2 separate regions of the Homo sapiens genome follow, and region 2 is linked to region 1. A link is an interaction called in ENCODE POLR2A ChIA-PET data of the cell type or tissue named here. Cell type or tissue: MCF 10A. All regions are shown on one strand. Links, peaks and the distances in the headings refer to the core of each region. The heading gives the core; the rest is flanking DNA.

Region 1 (4,399 bases), core at 225-4,224:
TTTCTTTGGGTCAGGAATCCAGGCAGAGCACAGAATGGATGACATTCTTGATTAATGATATCTGGCACTTCAACTGGCAGACTAAATGGGGACTGGAAGCATCTGAAGACGATGTGCTGGAGGATCCAGGGCTGGTAAGCTGGTATTGGCTGTTGGAGGGAGGCCTCTGTTCCTGTGGGCCCCTCCGTAGGACTGCTTGGGCATCCTCACAACATGCTGTCTGGTTCTCCCAGATGAGTGATACAAGACACCAAAAAGGAACCTGAAATGCCTGTGATGGCCTCAGAAGTCACCCACCATCATGTCCTTAATATTCTATTGGTCACAAAGGTCAACCATATTCAACATGGGAGGAGACTATGCAAGAGTGTTGTCTTAGTCTGCTCAGGCTGCCATAACAAAATACCATAAAACTGGATGGCTTATAGCTCACCGTGCTGGGGGCTGGGAAGTCCAAGATCAAGATGTCAGCCAATTCATTTCCTGGTGAGGGCTCTCCTCCTGGTTTGCAGAGGGCTACCTTCTTACAGAATTCTCACATGACACAGAGATAAAGGAGAGAGGGCTGCTCTCTTCTTCTTCTCATAAGAGCATTAATCCTGTCAGAGGGCTCTACCCTTATGAACTCATCTATCCTTTATTATTTCCCAAAGCCTCACCTTCAAATACCATCACATTATGGATTAGGGGTTCAACATATGAATGTAAGGGGCAATCAAGCTTTTAGTCCACAGCGGATGTGAATACAGGAGGTGAGGATCATTGGAGACTATCTTGAACACTTGCTACCACAGGCAACAAAACACAGCAAAGAGTCTTTTGGCATAGTGGTATGGCATGGCAGGTATAGTACAGTATACTACAGTACAGCGTAGTACTGTGTAACGTACACTGTCAAACCACATCATTTGGGTTCACATCCAAGCCACTCATTTACTCTGCAGCCTAAAGCAAATTGCTCAATCCTTTTGTGTGCCCCAGTTTCAACATATTTAAAATGTAGTAGATTAGATCATTGTTAGGCAAGTACTCATTCCTGACACCACTTCCTCCCAACCTTCGTGGAAGGAGTATACTTACCCACTCCATCCGTGTTGGCTTGACACTATAAGTTGCTTCGAACTCATGCTGGGCAGAGTGTACATCCCCATCTCTTTATTTGAGGCTCAGCAATGTGCCTCACTATGGCCAATATGAGAAGATGAGACACAAGTGGAAGCTTGAAACGAATTGTGCAGTTTTGCTTTCCCTCTTGAACGTCTCCCATGACTATGGGAAAGAAACAGCTGCAGTTTGCCTGCTAGTTTAAGGAGAAAGATGCCTGGAGCAAACCTGAATCCAGTGTGCAGCTTGGAGCTATGTGCAGATAAGCTCAGACTAAATCTTGCTGGCTCTCAGCCAAGCTGTGGCCACATTGGGGAGATTAAATGATTGCTGTGTTCAGCCATAGAAATTGTTTGGGGATGCTTCTTATATGGCATTATTGAGGTGCTAGCTGACTGACAGAGATATCAATGATAGAACCTATTTCATAGGGTTGTGAGGATTGCATGAGATAATGTATGTAGCACATTTAAAGCACTGTCTGGTGCTGGAGCTTGTTCACAGAGCCTTTGAACTTCCTCTCGGAATATGCAGTTGCCCCTCCAGCCTCCTCTGCAGGGCTGCTTTCCCTGGCCCACGCACTCCACAATGTTCCAGACTTCCTTGTCCTTCACTGTACTCAGCTTCATCCTCTCATGCCTTTCCACACCTTTCCAGGTGTTAAGTAGCTGATCTAATTCATCCATGTTAGCACAATAGTGGGAAAATGCTACCTCCACCTTACCGCCTCCGCCCTTCCTGGAAACAAGTGGTTTGTTATTTTTGTTTGTTTTAAACATTTATTGGAGTCAAAGGCTCCTTTTGTCTCATCCTGGGGAATGAGTCATGATGAACAACTCAGACAAGGGATGAGGGGATGGGCAGGCTGTTACAAGCTGGGTAGCAGAGGAAGGCTTCTGTGAACGGGAGAACAATTTCTCTGAAAAACCAGGTAGAGCTTTGAGGCAACCCAGACCTTCAGAGCATGCAGGGCTCATTCAAATCACCCACAGCCCAGCTCTCCACCTGTGCTCAGGGCCAACCCCGTCACTCCCCGCGCATGCAGGTGGCCATTGTTGAGAGCACTAACTGATACCCCAAACCTCACCCGAGGAGCCACAGGAAAACTCTTATAAAGGGGTCAAGGGAATGGAAGATGCTGCACTGGCCTGAGCTACAGGAACCTCCAACCTCGTGACCAGAGGAGGCAGCAGGGGTGGGACCCCTCAGGTATGGCTTGCATGGAGACCAGCCAGGACAGGATTTCTCACCCTTGGCACTGCAGACACTGGGGGCCAGCTTACTATTTGCTGTGAGGGCTGTCCTGCGCATGTAGGATGTTAAGCAGCATCCTTGACTCCATCCTCTATATGCCAGTAGTACCTCCCCTACTCCCCACAGCTGTGACAATCAGCGATGTCTACAGATATTGTCGAGTATTCTCTGAGGGACGAGGGTCAAAATACCCTCAGTTGAGAACCGCTGAGCTAGAGGCATGGAGCCAGAACTGAGATCACAACTATTCTGTCAACAAACACTTCCTAAGCACCTATCATTTGCTAAGCCCTGTGCTAGAATCTGAGAGTACAGGGATACTAAGGGGGAAAGACCTGTAAATAATGAATAGTAATATCACGTGGTTACTCTCCCATAATCAAGTGGGAGGCAGGCAAGGATTCAATCTGCTTGGGACAGAAAGAGTCAGGAACCACAGCCAGAGTGGGCACAGACGCCCTAACATGCTTCCCTTCACACCTTCCTCTGGCAGCACTGCACACTGGGGAATGCCTGCTCCCTCCTCCTCCTCTACAGCAATTTATGCATAATCAGAGCCCCTCACTTCAGAAGATCCCAGATATACGGTCAAGTAATCCTGTGTGGGGCATGAGATCTGTGCACCAGTTTTTGAATCACTGCTGGAAGTGCTCCTCCCGCTCTAGGATTTCAGGTCTACTTGTCCTCTTTGCCCCTACATCTCTCCGATGCCTTTAAAAACATGACTTTGGGGCCAGTCACAGTGGCTCACACCTGTAATCCCAGCGCTTTGGGAGGCCTAGGTGGGCAGATCACCTGAGGTCAGGAGTTCAAGACCAGCCTGGCCAACATGATGAAATCCCATCTCTAATAAAAATACAAAAAAAAGAAAGAAAGAAAGAAAAAAGAAAGAAAGAAAATTAGCCACGTGTGGCAGTGGGTGCCTGCAATCCCAGCTACTCAGGAGGCTGAGGCAGGAAGATCCCTTGAACCCGGGAGTGGGAGGTTACAGTGAGCCGAGATCACACTACTGCACTCCAGCCTGGGCTACAGAGTGAGTTCTGTCTCAAAAAAATAAAATAAAAATAAATAAAAATACAAACATGACTTTGTCTAATTTGTCCATTTTGTTCTAGTTGTAGAAGCAGCAGCCTGCCCCTAACCCAAAGCAGAAATCAATGTTTTTTCCATCTCCCCGGCTGCCTCTCACAGGCAACCAGTGCTGGGAAGCTCTGTTGAAGGAAATGCGTGGGCCAGGGGCTCTCCAAATGTGGCTCCCAGCCAGCAAGTCAGCCTCACTACAAACTTGTTAGAAATGCACATTCCTAGATCTATTGAATGAGAAGCACTAAAGGCTTTCAGGTGATTGTGGCGCATGTTCAAGTTTTTCATTGGCAGTCTGGTGCGGTGGTTCATGCCTGTAATCCCAACACTTTGGGAGGCTGAGGCAGGTGGGTCACAAGGTCAAGAGATCGAGACAATCCTGGCCAAAGTGGTGAAACCCCGTCTCTACTAAAAATACAAAATTAGCTGGGCGTGGTGGCGTGCGCCTGTAGTCCTAGCTGCTCGGGAGGCTGAGGCAGGAGAATCGCTCGCTTGAACCCAGGAGGCGGAGGTTGCAGTGAGCTGGAGATCTCACCACTGCACTCCAGCCTGGTGACAGGGCAAGAGTCCGTCTCAAAAAAAAAAAAAAAAGTTTTTGATTGGCTGCTAGAGGGGCTGTTCTCTGGCTCTATTCAGTTATCACAGGCTCTGCTTACCTCTGCTCTAAGCCCCAGCCTGCCTGTGTTCAACCCACTCACCCATGGCTCTTGACGGGTCTTGCTAAGTGGGAGTGCATGCATCCTTGGAAAGCTCTGGCCTCCCAGGTGCGGCCGCCTCACTGTGATCTTGGCCCACTTCCCTCTCATAGCCCAGGTTCAATGTCTAGGCTCCCACTTGGTTTTCTATTTTGTACTCAAGTTCTGGACATGGGGGTTGCCCCACCCAGGCACTCTTGATGAGAACTTCCAGCATTGTCTCCCTGAGTCTGGATGGGTCCCGACCAAAGTCCAGGGCCACC
Region 2 (4,399 bases), core at 266-4,265, 1.3 Mb before region 1:
AGTTTGCTGTTGATATTGTTGTACTTACAGCTTAACCGTAGCTAGCTAGCTAGAGACATAGATACGTTTTATATGTATATGTATCAGCATATGTCAATATTTATACATATGTAACCATAATATGTAACCATTATATATGTGTAGCTATAACTGATAGAACATATTTTAATATATTTTGTATAGATGTCAATCTCTCATTTTTACATATAAAATTTAGTTTGGAACTAGTATGGTCAGGCCAAAACAGACTTAAGTTTCTTTTAGTATTAAAGATTACCAGCTGGGCACAGTGGCTCATGCCTGTAATCCCAGCACTTTGGGAGGCCGAGGCGGGCAGATCACCTGAGGTCGGGAGTTTGAGACCAGCCTGACCTACATGGAGAAACCCTGTCTCTACTAGAAGTACAAAATTAGCCAGATGTGGTGGCACCTGCCTATAATCCCAGCTACTCAGGAGGCTGAGTCAGGAGAATTGCTCGAACCCAGGAGGTGGAGGTTGTGTTGAGCCAAGATCGCGCCATTGCACTCCAGCCTGGGCAACAAGAGCAAAACTGTGTCTCAAAAAAAAAAAAAAAAAAAGATTGCCGTAACTTGTACATATTTTATTTCAGATCATATGAAGGATCAGATTTGCTGGTGAATATTTATTGAATGCAATCAAATTAATATTAATGCAAAATAATGATTATGTCTTTTAATATAGACTCCAAATTCTTGGACTTCAGAGTCAGGAAAAAAAGACCTTTTAAATTCCAAGTTTATAGGAAAAAATAACATTGCAGACACATCAAAGATTGGTAATTTGTTAACCTGAGTAAATTCTTTCTGCTTCTCAAGGATCAAAAACCCATACACTTCTCCAAAAACATGAGCTTCAGCTTCACCAGTCTTGTCAGCTCTTTAAGCAAAGAAATGCTGCTTCCTTCCTCTCCAGTTTCATAAGGGATTTAATAGCTGTTCTTATGACCTGCACCCCATTCTCATATATAACATTTTCTAATTCAAAGATTCTGGTAGACGTTTCTCTCTACCTGCATGTTCTAGAAGCTCATCTATGTGCTTTGAAAATCTACACACTCTGCCCCTGTGCTTCACATTTTGCAAACATAATTATGTAGAAAGAAAAGAGGACTCTTTATTTTTCAGGCCATAAGTCTCCAATATAACTCACACTTAAGAGGGGCTTCTCAGATTAGAATTCTCTCAAATGGGCTCTTGTCACCAATTTTACAGGACAGCTAATGAAAACATCCTAGTAATTTTCAGAACAAATAAAGAAAGCAAATGAATACCCTGTCAATGTTCTAATTGAATAGTTCCAACTGCGCCTGTATCTCTGGGCCATTCAGACTTTCCCAGTTGGACTTTTGTTTCTGTTCCCCCCCCCCCTCCCCCACTCTTGTAGAGATTCAATGCCCACCACACACAGGGTTTCTTTGCTGTCTGCCCGTAGGGTGGGTCTTCACAGTACGGACTTTGATCTGGCAAGGACTGGAAAATAAAAGCTTCTATCAAAGGTGACTTTACCTAGAGTGAGCTTCCTTTTACAGTAGAAGAATAACTGCCCTTTGTTATGAACAAAACTCAGAATGAAAAATAGCTGTCACCTCCAACTCTGCACACTTGGAGGCTTTTTCTGAGAAATGATGTTCTTCTTAGTCTACTCCTAAAGACAGTGACAAGCAGCTGGGAAAGTGTACATTATTCATCGTTCCGCCTTCCTCACTGGAAGGAACGTGGGTGTAGGATAAATAACATTATTCCCAGTGTCTAGGCCAATTTGGGATGCTTTGCATATTTTATTAATCCCCTGCTATTGAGAAAGATAATTCATTTGGACTCATGAGCACTGAACTATGAAAAGCCAAGATTTTCCTTTTGTTGGAAATTTTCTGGTATGTCAAAGAAACAAAGTAATAGAACTAAAGACATCATATATCCAGGAGGGTTGGATTCAGGTCTCAATTTATTTGAAGAAAGATTAGACAAGTATCAACTACAGTATTGTTGTTTTTTTCAGCAAACGTTTAAAAATAAGTGTGCCCCTTTAGGCTGTTGGGGTTCTTTGGGAATGCTATAATGGTTCAATTCAGGAAGGAGCAACTAATGAGACCCTGTAGTTCTCCGCACCCCAACCCCCGCCCCAGTTCCCGAATATTTGCAATTAGTTAATCTTCCCTACAGGAAACCAAAAGTTTAATGATTCCTTACAGGTAATTCGGCATGGGGCATGAGTGAAAAGGTGAGTTGAAATGAAGCACAAAATAGAAAACAGTGGATTCCCAGAAAATCCCACCACAGGCAAGGCACACAGCAGCATCCCACATCCCCAGGATGGGAGGAGTTACCAGGTTAATGTGTTTCTCGGGTCTATTTTTGTAACAGCAGCCCGCCATACTCAGCATGCATTCCACCTCTGAAATATAATTACCAGGATGTGAAAAATGATAGAATTCACTGAAATGATAATATAGCATCTGTTAAGATAACTTTTGGCAGGGTTCCCAGCTTTTCGTTACTTAAGAAAAATAATGATGTGTTAGTCACTGTGAGAAAAAGAAAACTCTGAGAAAATGTTAATAATGCCTACAGTGGAAACCATCATATGCATCTGAGAATATCCAGTGACGAATTTTTTTGGCCTTTATCAGTTATTGCTTGTTCCTCTAAGGAACAATTTTACAGTGGACAAAAAAAAAAAAAAAAAAAAAAAAGCTTTCTTGAGTACCTAGTGCCTAGTTCACTGTTAGCCAGTAAATACCTTTATGGTTGATTCCTTATCATGTAGGGATACAACTCAGGGAAATCAATAAAAAGAATTTAAAAACTGGCAAAATTATATATTTTAAAGTAATGTGTACATAAAGGGCACAGTGGAATTAAACTAGGGGCTAAGAATAGGTAGGTAAATTTTCAAAATGTTGCTGATGTGTGGGGATCTGTCTACACCAACTCAAGATGTTAAGTTTCTATTATCATGCACTGAATGACATGGCTCTTTCATCTTTTCTTCGAAAATGTTTAGGATTACCACATACAATGCAGGATGCCCAGTGAAATTTGAACTCCAGATAAACTGGACACACATTTACCAAAGAGAGATCTGTCATTTACCTGAATTTTAAATTACTGTGACATTCTCTGTTTTTACTTGTGAAATCTGGTAACTCTGGAAGTGTTGCATATTTATACGTATATGAAGCTTTTTGGTCAATAAAAACAAAGGAAGTTGAATGATAGCACAGCCTATCAACTGCCCAACATGCCAGAAAACAGTACGATGTAATGTTTGGGAGAAAAAAAAAAACATCATATAAGGTTGGGAAACCGTGTATACTTTATTCTGTCCTTGATGATTCCAAATTCAACTTAGTATATTAAAATCTCTTAAGAATCCCTACACTGGGAAAACTTTAATAAGCTGTCTTTAGCCCAGAATTGTATAACACTATTTTGCTAGAAACTAGAGAACCAAGTTCATTTGGGAGAGGGTGAACAGTACTTCTTCTGTGTGTCTGTGTGTGTGTACATAATATACCTCTAGGAAATATTAGGAAATATGAATTTGAAGATTATAATTTCTGCACAGTTAATTTCAGCATAGCATTGAAAAATACTGCATTTTATTTCTATTTAACCAAGTGTCTTCTGAAATATCTTAGCATTTATTATTGGTGAAAGGGAAGGAATTATTTCATCTACCTTTTGAGTTATTCTCAGGACTCATGCAAAATAACAATATTATTTTAAAATATTTTACTGGTAAATATTGGACCTTTACTGAAGATCATGCACAATATCTACAGTGAGAAATATTACTATTGATAAATTAGGCAACCTTGAAGGTGATTCAAAATAGCAAGAAAGTGTCAACTTGAAGACTCAGCTCAACCTTGCAATTTCACTAGTGCCTTAGACTTTTTGGTATTATCATCTACACCTGTATATGTGCTGTATAATTCCAAGATGTTGTAAATAAGTTTGCTCAAATAGCTTTCTCTACTTCTTCAGTGGGGTTTGAAGTTCAACAATTCTGAGCGTATCCTGTCTGGTTTCATTTTTGATGCTATAGTAGTTAAGGATTTGAATTCTGATTCTGACCTACATTCACAATTTGGTTTTGACATGTGTTTGCTATGTGACCTTGAGCAACATATAAGATTGCTCTAACCCTTCAGCTCATCTGTGAATGAGCTGTATATAATAATGATACCTCTTCTCAGAGGCTTCTGTGAGGGTTCAGTGAAAAAAATACATGTAAAGCATTTAGCCTTAATAAAAAGACAGTATCATTATTATTGTGTTGCTAATTACTACTTTATTTTTGCTTGTGATGTTGCTGCTGCAGTTGGAGCTGTAGCAATTCAAACACTCTGTGGGAACAGCACTTTGGGAACTG

Evidence for each region. Peaks named below come from ENCODE experiments on the same cell type or tissue, not always from the same donor. Only the 100,000 strongest peaks of a DNase experiment are listed, where the experiment ranks them.
Region 2: POLR2A ChIA-PET joins it to region 1 with 5 read pairs; 1 of 35 experiments calls an interaction of 5 or more read pairs at or near these places.

The regions. Positions count from the first base shown.
Region 1 is chrX:9,378,191-9,382,589 of GRCh38, forward strand. No RefSeq gene overlaps it. Among named protein-coding and RNA genes, the nearest start is that of TBL1X, 85 kb to the right of the region's middle. In MCF 10A, for the core only: no CTCF peak of the experiment used is centred there; DNase peaks (open chromatin) are centred at 971 and 1,911.
Region 2 is chrX:8,081,744-8,086,142 of GRCh38, forward strand. All of the region lies in intron 1 of LOC107985675 (a long non-coding RNA gene), which reads left to right. Among named protein-coding and RNA genes, the nearest start is that of MIR651, 43 kb to the right of the region's middle. In MCF 10A, for the core only: no CTCF peak of the experiment used is centred there; a DNase peak (open chromatin) is centred at 2,508.